Regions from separate parts of the Homo sapiens genome. Here region 1 is linked to region 2. A link is a loop called in an ENCODE intact Hi-C map of the cell type or tissue named here. Cell type or tissue: gastrocnemius medialis. All regions are shown on one strand. Links, peaks and the distances in the headings refer to the core of each region. The heading gives the core; the rest is flanking DNA.

Evidence for each region. A loop is a pair of places that touch in the nucleus more often than their neighbours do. Peaks named below come from ENCODE experiments on the same cell type or tissue, not always from the same donor. Only the 100,000 strongest peaks of a DNase experiment are listed, where the experiment ranks them.
Region 1: it touches region 2 in a loop (3.0-fold over the local background); 7 of 110 quality-filtered maps call a loop at or near these places.

What each region holds. Positions count from the first base shown.
Region 1 is chr10:24,211,008-24,219,326 of GRCh38, forward strand. All of the region lies in intron 1 of KIAA1217, which reads left to right. Among named protein-coding and RNA genes, the nearest start is that of KIAA1217, 6.0 kb to the left of the region's middle. RefSeq lists an enhancer at 3,402-3,990. In gastrocnemius medialis, for the core only: no CTCF peak of the experiment used is centred there; DNase peaks (open chromatin) are centred at 3,934, 4,784 and 5,933; H3K4me3 peaks cover 1,930 bases; H3K27ac peaks cover 5,000 bases.
Region 2 is chr10:24,379,520-24,387,838 of GRCh38, forward strand. It overlaps KIAA1217, which reads left to right. Exons shown (of 21, transcript NM_019590.5): 3 at 1,350-1,548. Among named protein-coding and RNA genes, the nearest start is that of MIR603, 110 kb to the left of the region's middle. RefSeq lists a silencer at 1,424-1,620 and enhancers at 3,529-4,728, 3,826-3,905, 4,056-4,215. In gastrocnemius medialis, for the core only: a CTCF peak has its summit at 4,294; DNase peaks (open chromatin) are centred at 2,272, 3,248, 4,382 and 5,562; H3K4me3 peaks cover 538 bases; H3K27ac peaks cover 5,000 bases.

The sequences.
Region 1 (8,319 bases), core at 1,545-6,544, 170 kb before region 2:
TCCATTATTTATGTAAAGTGCACATTTAACTGAGCAGTCCTGTATCTTATCTGGCAACCCTATTTGATGGAAATAAGGTTACAGAGAAAAATAAAGCAGGAAAAGGAATAAGGAGTGAAACTGTAAATAGGATTATTAGAAAGAGCTTCGCTGAAGTGATATTTGAACAAAGACAGGAGAGGTAACAGCAGGGATGTAATGTTTTCAAAGAACAGCAAGAACATGGGAGAAGGATGGGAGGAAAAGAGATTGAGAGGTAATCCCAGGCCAGATCACCTAGGGCCCATGAAACCATTGTAAGGACTAGAGCTTTTATTTTGAAAGAGGTGGGAATCTCCTGGCAGGTGGGACTACTTTTTTTTTTTTTTTTTTTTTTTTTTTTTAGAGAGGGTCTCATTTGTCACCCAGACTGGAGTGCAGTGGTGTGATCATAGCTCACTGCAGCCTTGAACTCTTGGGCTCAAGCAATCCTCTGGCCTTAGCTTCCAAATAGCTGGGACTACTGGGACATGCCACCATGCATGGTTGTATTGTATTGTATTGTATTGTATTGTATTGTATTGTATTGTATTGTATTGTATTGTATTTTATTTTATTTTAGAGAAGGGGTCTTGCTATGTTGCCCAGGTGAGTTACAAAGGGATTTGTCTTTTTAAATGGGGTAATACTGGGTGCTGTATTGAGCACAATCCAAGTAGGGTTGAGGGAAGGGCAGGGAGGCCTTTAGGAAGCTTCTGCAGTCAAGGAGGCAAGAACCAGGGCTAGCTTGGACCAGGCGGTGATTAGCAGGCGGTGATAAGCCAGCAGATTCTAGGTGTATATTGAAGGTAATGCCCAAAGCATTTCCTGTAGCCTGGGCAGCATAGTGAGACCCCATCTCTAGAAAAAAAAATTTAGCTAGGCATAGTGCCCTGTAGTCCCAGCTACTTGGGAGGCTGAGGCAGGAGGATCACTTCAGCCAGGAGGTTGAGACTGCAGTTAGCCATGATTACACCACTGCACTCTAGCCTGGGTAACAGTGTAAGATTCTGAAAGAAAGAGAGAGAGAAAGACAGAGAGAAAGAGAAGGAAGGAAAAAGAAAAAAGAAAAAAAAAGAAGAGAGAGGAGGGGAGGAGAGGAGAGGAAAAAAGAAAAGACAAACAAGACAAGACAAAAGCAATTGCTAAAGGATTCAACTTGGGATGTAAGAGAAAAAGAGGAGTCAGAGACAACTTCCAAAATTTTGGTGTAAGCTGCTGGGAGAACGGAGTTGCCATTTGCCTAAGTTGGGGAGTATTTACGAAGAACAGATGAGAGGGTGTTTATGGTTTGAGGTTCTGAGGAGCAATCTTTTGATAGATTAGGATTGAGAAGTTTATCAGGTATCCAAGTGGAGATGTTGACTACAATTTGGATATTAATCACTAGAGCTGAAGGAAGACTGAGAACTGAGAGATCCCCTAAGATTGAATCTGTGTGCAGAAGAAAAAGTCCAAAGGATGCCCCCCGAGGCAGTCCAGCATCTAGAGGTCAGGGAGATTGGAAGGAAGGGCTGGAAAAAATAGCAAAAGTGGAATAAAAATCCAAATTAGATTTTTAAAATCCTGTTCAGTTCTGGGTGAATATGATGCTGTAGAGAAGCATGGCTTCATTTTTAGTTCTCCCGGTGAGCACGAGTGCCGCAAGGGAGAGCAACATCTCTGATGCTAACATCACCCATAACGTTCATTTCTATCATTGCATTCTCTCTTGTGTCTGCCTGTGTATCTGTTTTACCCAATGACAATGTGATATTCCACAGCAAGGACCATGTTTTATTTATTCACGTTTGCATTTCCAGCACCTAACAGAGCACTGGGCAACCTAACAGAGCACTCACTGGGCACTGTAGAAGGCACTCAATAATCATTTGTTGAATGAAAGGCTAATTTTACCACTTTGGGACTTTGAGTTTATTATCCTGCTATAGATAAGGATCCCTAGGGTGATCATGTAACTTACTGTCCAAATGAGATCCTTTTGAAAGTGAAAGGGAACACTCAAATAATTTTACTGGGACAACAGTTGTAACCCAGAGCTGTTTTGGCAAACTGGGGTATATGATCACCCTAAGAATAGCTCTAATCAATGAAGCTTCCATGGCTGAATAGCCCGGCTACCAGGTAAATAACAATGGGGAAGTGTAGCGCATAGTGTGCTTTGCGGAGTAGGCACTCAACAATTATTGGTGGAACATGAATCTAACTGTATCATATTCTCTTTGAAGCCCATGGGCTCTACATTGTGACCCTGGGGCATAGGCATTCCTTGGGATGACTCTGTCCACAGCAGTCCTGACGTGTGTGCTTTTGCTCTGGTTCCTAAGGTCTTGAAACCTCTATGCAAGTGAAGTGCTATTAGCCCACCTGCTTGCCTTCCCCACTGTCTGATTGGCAGCCTCCCATCGAGTGCAAGCCTGGGGAATCAGATATGCAGAAGCCTCCTCTAAAACAGCCCCCTCAGTCTCTGTACCCTTATCCCGTTTCATTCTTCAAAGCACTTACCGTTACATGACATTTAGAGTCTATATGATTTGTTTGTGGTTGGCCTATTTCAAATGTGGACTCCTCTATGAGGGCATTAAGTCTGACTTGATCTACTTCACACTGTATCTCCTAACTCCTTTCAGTGTGGGAGCAGGCAGTCAATAAATATTTGTATGAATGAATGAATGAATCAATCAGTGCTTGACACAGAATGCTTTTCTGGGAAGAGGAGCTCCTGTCTCTATTTTGTCTAAGATCTATACCAGAAATCCTCTTCATCACTGGTAAAATTTTAAGGTACTATAGAGGAATATAATGACCTGGTTTCAGCTGTAATTTCTGTGCTGATTTGTATATATATTATGATAGTAACAAGGGAGCTAACCCCATCACTTTGGGATGCTGAGGCAGGAGGATCACTTGAGGCCAGGAGTTCTAGACCACCCTGGGCAACATAGTGAGACCCCATCTCTACAAAAAAAAATGTTTTTAAAGTAGCCATGCATGGTGACTATGCACCTGTAGTCCCAGCCACTCCAGATTCTGAGGCAGGAGGATCACTTGAGCCCAGGAGTTTGAGGCTGCAGTGAGCCATGATTGCATGACTGCATTCCAACCTAGGTGACAGAGCAAGACCCTGTTTCTAAAAACAAACAAAGAAAAAAAACAAGGGAGCTTGAAAACTGAGGGATGCTGTAGGATTCTGCGGCCTGCTAACCGATTATGTGTATTAATCAGATAGGCTAATTGTTGTAACCACCCTCTAATCTTGGTGGCTTTGCATGATTAAGGTTAATTGTTCACTCAGACACAGCACAGTGTGATTTCTGTGGCCAGGTGGATTTCCTGGGTGGCCGATGAGGCTCCTCCTGCCTTGTCACTATGGCATCCCCCACGGCGTTGGAGGGTTCTGCTGGATCCTTTGTATTCAACTGGCCAAAGAGTAAAGAGAGAGAGAACGTGGAAGGTTATTTGGGAGGTCTAGGGGCCCCAACAAAAGGTGGCCCACATGGCTTCTGCCCACAATACATTGACTGGAATTAGTACAAGGACCCAGTGAGATGGAGATGGCTGGAAAATGTGGTCTTCCTCTGTGTGCAGCAGAAGAGCGTTCTGGTCGAACACATAGGGCTGTCTCTGCCACGGTACACCCAGAGAGGTTGTACAACCAGACCAAACAGCAACTCCCTATGATGCTCCCTATGACAAGAGAGCTTCTCAGCACAATTGAGAAGGAGACAGCTAACCAGAAGCCACTAGAAAGAAGTGAGGGATGCCTTCCCTAAGAGTCTGTGGCCTACCTAATCTTGACCCAGGAATAGGATCTCAGGGAAGCCATCAGCACTGTTGCTGGCTCTGGAGCAGGTGTGGAATGCCTGAGTGGTGCAAGGCCCCAAATCCCTTGCTGCAGGTCAGCTGACCCAGCCAGAGTAACCCGAGTTGTGGCAAAGAAGCTGGCCTTGGCAGCGCCTGCAGTTGCCTGCCTGCCGGACTTGCAGTGCGGCTTTCTCCTTGAGGAGGCCCCATCTTCCATGAGCCTCTGCGTGTTTGGTGTCTGCCCCAGCCCCTACTTTCTATGCTTTCTTTCCAGAATGCCAAATCCTAGCCTGGGAGCTCCTTGGATTCCTGAAGAGTGTCCCTTTAGCATTTCTGCCTGCCTTGTCCTCACTTCTCCAGGGAATGTTCCAGGGATTTTGCTCGGCTTTAAGCTCCTATGTTGCTCTTTGCCCTGCTTGAAGTGAGCTCCCAGGAGGAGTTGCCCTGGGCTCTGCAGAGGCTGGGAGGGGCAGGAAAGGGAAACAGGACTGCCTTTCAGCAAGCCCAAGCCTTGCCTTCATGCTACAGCTTCATTATTTTGTTTGACAAGGATTCCCAGAATAGCGAACAGCTAGACACACCCATATTTAAATGTTAACACCAAAGCGCATTCCAAACAAGAAATCGAATTGTATTTCTGTTTTGATGACTTGGATAATCCACACTTGAGCTTTTCTCTATTCATGTGGATAATGAGGAGTTGGCCAGGCTCAGATCTCTGACAACATGGCTGTGGAATTGTGACTAAATGTCCTCTGCCTGATCCCTCTCTAGTTTGTAATCATTCTTAGTTTTTCTCCACTGAAAAGACCACATTCTCCTTAAATGGCTGGAATGGCAGAGTTGTTGCTTCTCCCCCAGGTGTGGGGCTTGACGCTTCCAAGAGCTGAGCCTTGTCGAGGAAAAGGCTCAAGTGACAGATGTGCTGAAGTGCCTTTGTGTGGAAAGTGGCGTTAGGTGGCTCTGAGTGCTGGTGACAGGAGAGCAGGTGCCTCGAGGTAGGAGGGGAGGCAGACAGGATGATAGAGCATTGGGCATTGGGTGGAAGGCACAAGGCAGGAAATTGAGACAAAAGGAAGGAGTGAGCTCCAAAGGCAATCCGATGTTTGCCAAGTGGCTGCATTGAGCCTTCTAGCCTTGCTAGTGGTTGATGCTTTTTGTACCTTTCCTCTAAATCGCATCAATCCTTGTTAAGCAACTGGAGATATTTTGGAAAAATCCACAAGAAAGAGAAAAAACAGAAAAGCAACATGAGGTGAAAAGTGCTAGGAAAAAAACAGGGGTCTGATGAGTCTAGTCCAGTAAGTCAGGGCTGCTCAAAGATTAATGTGGACTGAAGATTGGCTCTGACCCCCAAAACTCTCCCCTTCCATCTCCCTTCCCAACTCATTTCAAAGAAGAAAGAGGGTTTATTGTCCCGGCTGTCTTGAACTCTCTTGATGCTCTTTGGATGAAACAGAATAGATCATATGAGCCTGTGCAGCATAGTAAGGCAGGATGCGACTTTCTGCCGTTATTGCCGTTGGACATGCATGGATGTTTATCTGTATGGCTGTATGTGTGTATGTAGACAGATGTGTGTATGCCTGCATAAGAAATCACCTTTCCAGAGGCTCAATCCTGTTAATTCATCTAGCTGTCCTGGATAACTTAAAATATATTTTCTTAATAATGTCAAAACTAATCTTCCAATTCCACTTAAAAGTCAATAGCATTGCTGGGTGTGATGGCTCATACTTGTAATCCCGGCACTTTGGGAGGCTGAGGTGGGCAGATCACTTGAGGTCAGGGGTTCGAGACCAGCCTGGCCAACATGGTGAAACCCCATCTCTATTAGAAATACAAAAATTAGCCGGGCATGGTTGCGCACGGCTGTAATCTCAGCTACTCGGGAGGCTGAGGTACAAGAATTGCTCGAACTCGGGAGGTAGAGGTTGCAGTGAGCTGAGATCGCACCACTGCACTCCAGCCTGAGTGATGGAGTGAGACTCTGTGTCCAAAAAAAAAAAAAAAAAGGTAAAAAATAAAATAAAATACATAAAAATAAAAATAAATAGCCAGATGTGGTGGCACACATCTGCGGTCCCAGCTAGTCAGGAGGCTGAGGCAAGAAGATTGCTTATGCCCAGGAGGTAAAGGCTGCAGTGAGCCATGATCATGCTACTGCATTCCAGCCTGGGTGACAGAGCAAGACCTTGTCTCAAAAAAAAAAAAAAAAAAAAAAAAAAAGGCAAGAGTGTTAGATCAAGTATACAACAATTTTGGCTGATATGAAACACATGCACAGCACTCAAAAGATAAAGCTAAACCTCTTCAGATTGCACAGGTATTTATCAACCTGAGAGACAGCATTTTTGGCATCTAGCTTTGTTCAGTAGATCCTGTTATTTCTCTGTTATTAAGGAAGAGATCATTTTAAAGGTAGCCATGATGTGAGTCTAAGTGTTGGAAGCGCAACCTAAATAAATGAAATGACAGTTTAGCCCCCAATATCTTTTAAACCAATAGTTCCATCTTCTTCTCCTTGTAAACTTACTGCTGAAACTAATGAAAAGTAGAAGAATTGACTAATTTGGCTGTGCTTTTCCTTCCCTTCCCCATCAGTGTCTGATGGAGATGCTATAATTAGCAATGTAATGAGAATTGAAGGGTAAACAAGAAGAATTATTCCCAGAACACACATCAAGGGTTAGAAGACTGGAACAGGAAAACCAGCCTGAGATGAAAATATTTTCTCTGCCCAACCAACGGGCATCTATACCTAGAGTTCTATATACAGATCTTTCTAGGCAAAGACAAGGGAAAGAGTGGTGGTCACATTGCTTTCAGGAAACTGGTTTATGCCTAGACTCTTAACACCTGTTGCTTTGCAAAACTAGTGTGAAGGATTGGTTCTCTGTTTATCTGGGATTCAACTGAGCAGAACTCCCAAATATTAAATCTGTATTTTTCTGCACTTAACTTGTAAAGATAAATAATTGGCAAATATGCTTCTATTGGAAACTTATTTTTAAAAAAATTAGAATAGTTTTAAAAGATTTAGAGGTAGAAGGCTCTTTGCATACCTAATGTTAGTTCAGTCGTCTTCATTTTATTCATGAAGAGAATGACACTGAGAGAGGTCACATCATTTGTTCTAAATGTCGGATTAAAGCCAAGATTCCTGAGATCCAGCCTAGTACTTTTTCCAGGGAATTCAGTGGACAAGGAAACATTATTCTGCCTATATCAGCAATACTTTATGATAAGAACTGTTCTTCGTGAAGAGCCTGACTTCATGAAGAGAGCCTGTCTAACTCCTGAAGTGCTTCTGAATGTTTTACTTTTTCTCCCTAATCTATTTGTTTTTTTTAAAAAAGTAACTCTTTTTTCTGAGCTAGCTGGAATATTCATACCTGACACCCCATCTCCCAACCATCGAGGATGAATGGAGATTCCCTTTACATGCTCCCCACTCTCAGCATTGACATCATATGACTTGGTTGATCTGTTCTTAGCAGAAACCAACTTGTCCCTTCAAAGCCAGCTCAGAAGGCAGGATGTCTTAGGTCCAGGCTATCAGGATGTACCATTGCTCTTCCTTTTCACTGTGTTTTAGGTAAAGTCCACCTCAAGTAAAATTTGTCTAAGCCTTTACTTTATAACTCCTCGATTGTTACTTTTTTTTTTTTTCTTTTGAGACGGAGTCTTGCTCTGTCTCCCAGGCTGGAGTGCAGTGGCGTGATCTCGGCTCACTGCAAGCTCCGCCTCCCAGGTTCACGCCATTCTCCTGCCTCAGCCTCCCGAGTAGCTGGGACTACAGGTGCCCACCACCATGCCCAGCTAATTTTTTTGTATTTTCAGTAGAAACGGGGTTTCACTGTGTTAGCCAGGATGGTCTCGATCTCCTGACCTCGTGATTCACCCGCCTCGGCCTCCCAAAGTGCTGGGATTACAGGCATGAGCCACGGCGCCTGGCCCTCGATTGTTACTTCTGATGGTATTCTTATGCTTGCTTGGTTTATGCCAATATGAGAAAATAAAATTTTCAAATGGTTCACATGTGTCAATGATTACTTACGTACAGGGTGATAGCTATTTTTGTTCTTGGTGATGAAGCAAATGTTTCAGAAACCCGACTGAGCTTATATAAGAATCCTGTTACCAGAATGCAACTGTTATTAAAAATACAGAAATAATCAGAATCACTGGAGTTAACTCTTTCTATAATTACAGACAAGGATAAGGAATAACCCTATTGCCTGCACACAAGTAGCCTAACCAAGTGTTCTTGAGGGTTTTCTTGTTTTTGTGTTTTGAGACAGGGTCTCACAACTGTCACCTACCCAGGCTTGAATGCAGTGGCACGATCATAGCTCACTGCAGCCTTGACCTCTTGGACTCAAGCAGTTGTCTTGCCTCAGCCTCCCGAGAAGCTGGGACCACAGGCGTGCACCACTACGCCTGGCTAATTTTAATTTTTTGTAGAGATAGGGGTCTACTATGTTACCCAGGCTG
Region 2 (8,319 bases), core at 1,563-6,562:
CCCTGCTTTCCTCTATGGGAAGGTCCTGAGAGGCATGTAGGAAGGTGTGATTGTCTGGATAATGCAATTGGTTCTGTTGAGAGGGGTCGTCTTGTACTTTTAGCAAGAAGCTGCTCATCCCATTCTCAAAGGGTACTGCTAGAGTATCAGGCACACCTTGGGCATCCCTGAAACAAATCTGTAGCCCAAAACTCAAGGCAGGACTGGCTAAAGAATTGTCAGGGTACCTTGTTCAAAAATCATTAATAAGGCCGGGCATGGTAGCTCGCACCTTGGAATCCCAGCACTTTGGGAGGCTGAGGCAGGTGCATCACCTGAAGTCAGGAGTTTGAGACCACCCTAGCCAACGTGGCAAAACCCCATCTCTACTAAAAATACAAAAATTAGCTGGGCATGATGGTACATGCCTGTAATCCCAGCTACTTGGGAGGTTGAGGCAGGAGAATTGCTTGAACCCAGGAGGCAGAGGTTGAAGTGAGCCAAGATGGCACCACTGCACTCCAGTCTGAGCAACAAGAATGAAACGCCATCTCAGAAAAAATAAAATAAAATAAAAATCTCCCTTGCAATGTGAGTTTACTGATTGTGGAAACAGTCTTGGTATGAGACTCTGAAGGACCAGTTGTGTTCAATTTACTCTGGTATTAGTAGCTCATCCATCTAGGGTGCGTAGAAGAGTATACAGTCCCATCTGTTGTGAAAGCACTGTTAGAATTTGTCGGGCAAAAGGAATTGTTTTGCTGTCACTTTCTTATAATGTGGCTTGTCCTCAACTCCCTGTTCAAAATGCACCACATAAGTCAAACAATAAAAATCTTAATGGAGACCAGGTGCAGCGGGTCACGCCTATAATCCTAGCACTTTGGGAGGCCGAGGCAGGCGGATCACCTGAGGTCAGGAGTTCAAGAGTACTCAAAGTACTCAAAGCCTGGCCATCATGGTGAAACCCCATCTCTGCTAAAAAACACAAAAACTAGCCAGGCATGTTGGGGCACACCTGTAGTCCCAGTTATTCAGGAGGCTGAGGCACAAGAATTGCTTGAAAACCGGAGGTGGAGGTTGTAGTGAGCCGATCTCACACCACTGCACTCTGGCAATAAATAAATAAATAAATAAATAAATAAATAAATAAATACAATGGAACACTTAAGGGCAATGTTATTTTCCGGTAATTTTCACAACTGATACTTTGACCCACTGGGTCTTTAGTTTTCCCTATCTAACCCTTGTGATGGACTGTTACCCCTTGCCATATTATTTTTCCAGATTAATAGAAATGGCATTGGACATATTTTCCACACGATTAATAATAGTCTATTTTCCCACTTTCTTTAAAATGCCTTTTGCAGACAAGGAGCCCCAAACTGTCTCACAGTCCTCAACCACCCAGTCTGGGTGACCCGGTCGAGCATTTATCAGAGACGTCCGCTGATTCTTTGGAAGCCATGTCTGAGGGGGATGCTCCAACCCCTTTTTCCAGAGGCAGCCGGACTCGTGCGAGCCTTCCTGTGGTGAGGTCAACCAACCAGACGAAAGAAAGATCTCTGGGTAAGCTTTAGAAGGCAGTTTCTGATGCCCCTTTCTTACTGAATGCGTTTGTTGTTATACTACTGAACCTATACTCTTTCATTCAACATTAATTTGATCTTGATTTGCAAATACTCTAGTACTGGGAAACTTCATTGGTTTAATATCAAGCATTGAGGATTTGCCTGCTGGGTAATCAGGTCAAGTGCAAGCTGATTTTGAGGCTGGGCACTTTCAGAAGTGGTTGGGATTAGCAATTCAAGCCAAGAGGCTAGTAGTATTTTACCTATGTTCCTGCTACTATACAGCAGGAGTCCCCAGTCCCCAGGCCATGGACCAGTACCAGTCTGTGGCCTGTTAGGAAACAGACCACACAGCAAGAGGTGAGCAGAGGATGAGCAAGCATTACCGCCTGAGCTCCGCCTCCTGTCAGATCAGCTGTGGCATCCGCTTCTCATAGGAGCTGAACCCTATTATGAACTGCATGAGTGAGGGATCTAGGTTGCATGCTCCTTATGAGAATCTAACTAATGCCTGATGATCCGAGATGGAGCAGTTTCATTCCGAAACCATCTGCCATCCATGGAAAAACTGTCTTTCATGAAACCAGTCCCTGGTGCCAAAAAAAATTAGGGACCAGTGCTCTATAGGAAATTGTGAGGAACTGACCGTAGAATGATCCTCTTCTCACCTTGCAACCCTCCTCTCCAGTCCCAGAGGCCAGGACAGTTGGCATTTGTACCCAGTGGTGTGGGTTTCCACCAGCCCTGCTGCACCTGTCTGGTAGTCCAGTGGAGGAGATGACAAAAAGGGACAATGTGGCTAACATCTGCATGACTGTTCATAAGAACCATAAACACGAGGCTGTTCCCACTACCACGTGAAAGGATAGAGGGGCTTGGTGTGTGTAGGGCACAGCTTTTCTGAAAGGCAGAAGGATTCTTTTTATGATTTTACCACGTATCATTTCCTTTTTTTTTTTTTTGTATTGGAAGTTTACTTTCTATCTTGCTTTGCTTTTTTAATTGCTTTTTTTGGCGCTTTAACAAAATGGACAAGTCGTGAGGATTTAGACCTCTCTGTCAAGGGGGCAGATGTTTCTTATGCTTCATTGCCATGTTAAGGTTCTGATTTGGGTACTTGTGTTTGCAAACAGATGGGCTTGGGGATAAGAGGGGACAGGAAAAGAGTCAACATGCAAAAGCCTTCAGAGTCTAGCACGTGCAAAAGACAGCTGAACTCTGCCATGTAAAACTGAGCAAATGCCTTGCTGGGAGAAGAAAGAAAAAGATTGATGTGAGAGAAGGTACCCTGATTTTAGTTCCTTTGCTGCAGATAATGACCCAAGCAGACTGAATTCAGACATTGTCCTAGCTGTCCTAAAAAAAAACCCTACAACTTTGTTATTATTTGTATTATCAATATTAATATTTAACATTAAATTTTGTGTCAAATTAAATTTTGATCAAATTAAGATCAAATTAAAATTTGATCTTAGGTTAGTAATCTAGGATCCTCATTGTATAAATGAGAGAAGACCACAGAAAATGTGCTTTTTGTTTATGTGTGTGTTTGCTTGTTTGAGCTCACACACTTAATTAAGTGGCAGCAGTGGGAAGTCCAGGGCTCCAGTTCCCATTAACATGATCTTACAAATGAAGGGACAAGGACACACAGGGGAGGGACACACCCAAGGAGCATCATGGGCCAAGACAGTGTCAAGATGACACAGGCTTCCACACCGTCACCAGGCTGGGGCTTTCTGTGTGGATTCAAGAAATTTGTGGTTTTTCTTTTCTTTTTTTTTTTTTTTTTTCTTGAGACAGAGTTTTGCTCTGTCACCCAGGCTGGAGTGCAATGGCATGATCATGATTCACTACAGCCTCGACTTCCCACGTTCAAGGGATCCTCCCATCTCAGCCTTCAGAGTAGATGGGACTACAGGCACGCACCCAGGCGCCTGGCTAATTTTTTATTTTTTGTAGAGATGGGGTCTCACTATGTTGCCCAGGCTGGTCTGGAATTCCTGGACTCAAGTAATCCTCCCACCTTAACCTCACAAAATGCTGGGATTATAGGCATGAGCCAGCATGTCTGGCCTGAAACTTGTGCTTTCTTAACTCCACTCACACTTAGGAGCCAGGCAAGGAATGGGATTTCTCCTTTGTGCTTGGAGGAAATGAGCTCAGGTCTCTGTAAAGATAACCTCAGCTCTGCAAACCAAAACGAAGATAAGAATAAATGCCTGTCCGCCTTCCCCCATACCTGGGGGAACTTTGACTCTGTCGGATAATGGATCTTTTGTCTTAAAGGAAGGAATTTCCTCTGCAGCCAAGAACGGTTGGCAGTGCAGGTTGAGACTTGCTGGGTTCAGGAACCAAGCCTTGGGGCAGAGAGGCTGCAGGAGCTGGGGCCGGCTTGCCCAAGGAATGGCTGAGGGTGGCGGGTGTTTTCGCACGGGGTGGCCACGCTTCTGCAAATTGCTCCATTTTACTCAGCATCCTTTGCTGTAGAGTGCCGGTGTGCTGTCACAGCAGGCTGAAAAATGCATCTGACCTGTTTATTCTGCCCTCCCTGTGAGGGGCTTTTTGGCCTGCCATTTTTCACTACTCCTGGATAGAAACAAAGGAACACAGTAAGAGGAGAGGAGAGAAATGAGAAGTTTCTTGCCAAAGCCAAGGGAAGCTCTGGTTCCAGAAAATGAGGCTGGCACTGGGCCAGCTGGGTTGATGTTGCCCTTGACCGCCTCTTTGTGGCCGATTGGGGAATGTCCCCCCAGCCGCACCTGGCCCTTATGGCGTAATCCAGTTGAGCCTGGACGGGAAATAAAAAGGAAAATGTGACTCACAGCAAGTGCAAATGCAGTCTCCCTCCCAGGGGCCTTGCTCAGCTTAGTCTTTGGGAAACTCCCCGCCTGCCTGGCCTTATTTAACACACAGACGCACGGGTTCCTGGGATAAACAGTGCTCCCCAGAGAGCCCCGGCCATGAGCAGGGTGTCTACCAGCACCTGGGTGGCCCAGAAGCACAGCTGCAACTCCATGGGGCCTCAGATATGCCGACTGGATACTTTGAGCTGTAACCCCCCTGGAAACCCGCTGTTGATGCCATCTGGAAGCCCTGGGTGTCTTTTGGCATCTGTATGTTGTCACTTTATCTCAATCCATAGAGTTTTAAGTTCTCTCATGAAGCCCTGTTGATCTTGCCTTTATTTAAAATTTTGATGGTTTATCATGAATTTTTTTTATCATTTTATTTTTTAGGAGCAATTTTTTAGGTTTGTAACAAGATCGAGCAGAAAGTACAGACAGTTCCCATACACCCTTGGCCTCCACGCATGAACAGCCTCCCCCATGATCAGCATACCCTACTAGAGTGGTACGTTTGTTACGATCAATGAAATGAGACCGACACATTGATATCACCCAGAGTCCATAGTTTACACTGGGGTTCACTCTTGCTGTTGTACATTCCATGGATTTGGACAAAGAGGCTGTCAAGGGCAACATCAACCCAGCTGGCTCAGTGTCGCCCAGGCTGGAGTGCAGTGGAACGATCTCGGCTCACCGCAATCTCTGTCTCCCGGGTTCACGCCATTCTCCTGCCTCAGCCTCCTGAGTAGCTGGGACGCAGGTGCCTGCCACCATGCCTGGCTAATTTTTTAGTATTTTTAGTAGAGACCAGGTTTCACCATGTTAGCCAGGATGGTCTCGATCTCCTGACCTCGTGATCCGCCTGCCTTGGCCTCCTAAAGTGCTGGGATTACTGGCGTGAGCCACCACACCCACCTGCTTTTTAAAAGTATTGCACAAAGACATTATTTATCATGATCACTGAGCTTTTGGGAGACCCTTAAATTTTGCACTGGAGGTATGCGTCTTGTTGACCTCACCCCAGTGCTGGCCCCTCATGTAACCCCAGGAGCATCAGACACTGTTACTGCCAGCCCCCAGCCACGGGGCCTGGAGTAAGGAGAGTGAGGAAAGCCCAGTTCCCGGCCTGTACACTGGCACGTGGTGCCACAGTTTGTCACTGGAGTCCTTCCCCAGCTCAGGCAGCACAGAAAGGGGAGGGCTAGGCAACTTGAGGGTGGAGCCAGGACAAGATGGAATCCTCACACCACTCCGGCTCCTGAGAGGAGAGGAAGCCTTCCCTCACTTCAGTCTGCCTGTGCCTGGAGATAAACCTGCCTGCCTCTTAGTTTCTCCACTTGAATAAGTCCTCATTTCTATTGCTTCAGTGTATTTGGGGGCTGGGAGAAATGCAGGAAGGCTGAGCATGGTGCATTTCGCAAATGGTGTTAAAAGACATGCAAGAGAAAGTGTGGGGAACAGTAGCTGTGTTTTGGACCCGTCTTAGACATCACTGGTGTCTGTGTAATGGTCTCCCTCGGGTGCTGTCCTGGGATGCAAGGTGTCTACTTCTCATTTGGGAGAAGCATTTTGACATTCAGACAGAGCCAAGTGACAGCAACACACAAGTCCTTTCTGAGGCTTAGAGCCTAGAAATTTACAAAGAAGAAAGGTAAAGAAAGAAATTGATGGGTTCAGCAGCACTGACTTATCCCAACGCCAGGTTCCAACAACCTATCGTGTCTAAATCTGTACTTCCACAGAGTGATGGGTTCCCTGCCCTTTCCTCTCATCCAGAGCCCAGCTGAAATTCTTTTCAGTGGAATTTATGCCACTTCTCCTTTACTCTCTCTTCAGTGAAAATAGAGAAGACCAGGAGAAAGGAAGACTAAAAAGTAAAGTGAAAACCGCCTTCCAATAGAATTTGGTTGCAGAAATAATTTCCATGAAAAATGGTCGGGCTGATATTAGGTCTGGAGTCTTAATGATGGAGTAGTTTCCTTTTAATCATGGTGCTGTCTTAGAAATGCCTGTCTGGAATGTGACCATGGGCGGGGGTTGGTGTCTGGCCACTGCGTAGTCGGCCTTCGGGGAAAGGGTAGCCACAAGATGTTCCCACTCTTCTGTGAGCCCTCAGGAATTTGAAAATAAGACTCATGTGAAAACAGGAACAACAGCAGCAACTTCTTGATGCAGACAGATTCCTTTGTTGACCATATTCTGAATGCATAGCTTTAGAAAAGAGACCTCACTGACCAGCCCGGCAGCCAGAGGAGTTCCCATTTCTGCAACAAACTGCCTCTGAAACACTCAGACTGAAAAAGCAAAAATGATCTTAAGTGGCATAGGAGGATTTTAGACTGGTTAGAGGGAGAAGTTCCTCAGGGGGACGAATTATTGAATATCTGTGTGGCTGTTCTTTTATTCCAACATGATTAACTTTGATGCTTATCATTCCCTATGGGAATTTAAGGAAAAGAAGGCTCATAATTGCCAGAATCTTCCATCCTGTGTACATGCAAGGCTGAGTAGGAAATCAGGGCAAAGGAATTGATGAATTGTCTGTCTCTAAAGATGAAAACAAAGAGGGGGCAACAACTGTAAGACTAATGTGAGACTGTCTGAATGTGAACAGTTATTTCTTGAATATTCAAAAATAAATCTATTTTATTTATTTATTTATTTATTTATTTAGAGACAGGGTCTTTCTCTGTTGCCCAGGCTGGAGTACAGTGGCACAAACATAGCTCACTGCAGCCTTGAAGTCCCTGACTCAAGCAATCCTCCCACCTCATCCTCCTGAGTAGCTGGGACTACAAGTGCACACCACCATGCCCAGCTAATTTTTCTGTTTTTATTTTTTTTTAGAAATGGGGTCTTGCTGTGTTTTCTGCTGGTCTCAAACACCTGGCCTCAAGTGATCCTCCCACATTGGCCTCTTAAAATGCTGGGATTACAGGCATGGGCCACTGCACCTGGCCCAAAAGATAAAAGAATTTTAAACAAATGAAAAGAAGTATTGCTCTGTAGAGTAAGTGAAACATTTATGAAATTTGTTTTTTCTAAGACCTTGTAGTTATTGAAAAGTAATACTGTAAAAACAAAAATTCGCAGAAGGGAGTTTCATAGCAGGTCAATAAGTTCATGGTCAGGCTCTTAGGCTGCTAGCATAGAAAATGTCAGAGCAGGCAGACACACAACAAAAAAAGAGAATTTTAGACCAATATCCCTGATGAACATTGATGCAAAAATTCTCAGTAAAATTCTGGCAAACTGAATCCAGCAGCACATCAAAAGGCTTATCCACCAAAATCAAGTTGGCTTCATCCCTGGGATGCAAGGCTGGTTCAACTTACGCAAATCAATAAACATAATCCATCATATAAACAGAACCAAAGACAAAAACCACATGATTATCTCAATAGATGCAGAAAAGGCCTTCGACAAGATTAAACAGCCTTCATGCTAAAAACTTTCAATAAACTAGGTATTGATGGGACATATCTCAAAATAATAAGAGCTACTTATGACAAACCCACAGCCAATATCATACTGAATGGGCAAAAACTGGAAGCATTCCCTTTGAAAACTGGTAGAAGACAGGGATGCCCTTTCTCACTACTCCTATTCAACATAGTGTTGGAAGTTCTGGCCAGGGCAATCAGGCAAGAGAAAGAAATAAAGGGTATTCAATTAGGAAAAGAGGAAGTCAAATTCTCCCTGTTTGCAGGTGACATGACTGTATATTTAAAAACCCCCGTTGTCTCAGCCCAAAATCTCCTTAAGCTGATAAGCAACTTCAGCAAAGTCTCAGGATACAAAATCAATGTGCAAAAATCACAAGCATTCCTATACACCAATAACAGACAAACAGAGAGCCAAATCATGAGTGAACTCCCATTCACAATTGCTTCAAAGAGAATAAAATACCTAGGAATCCA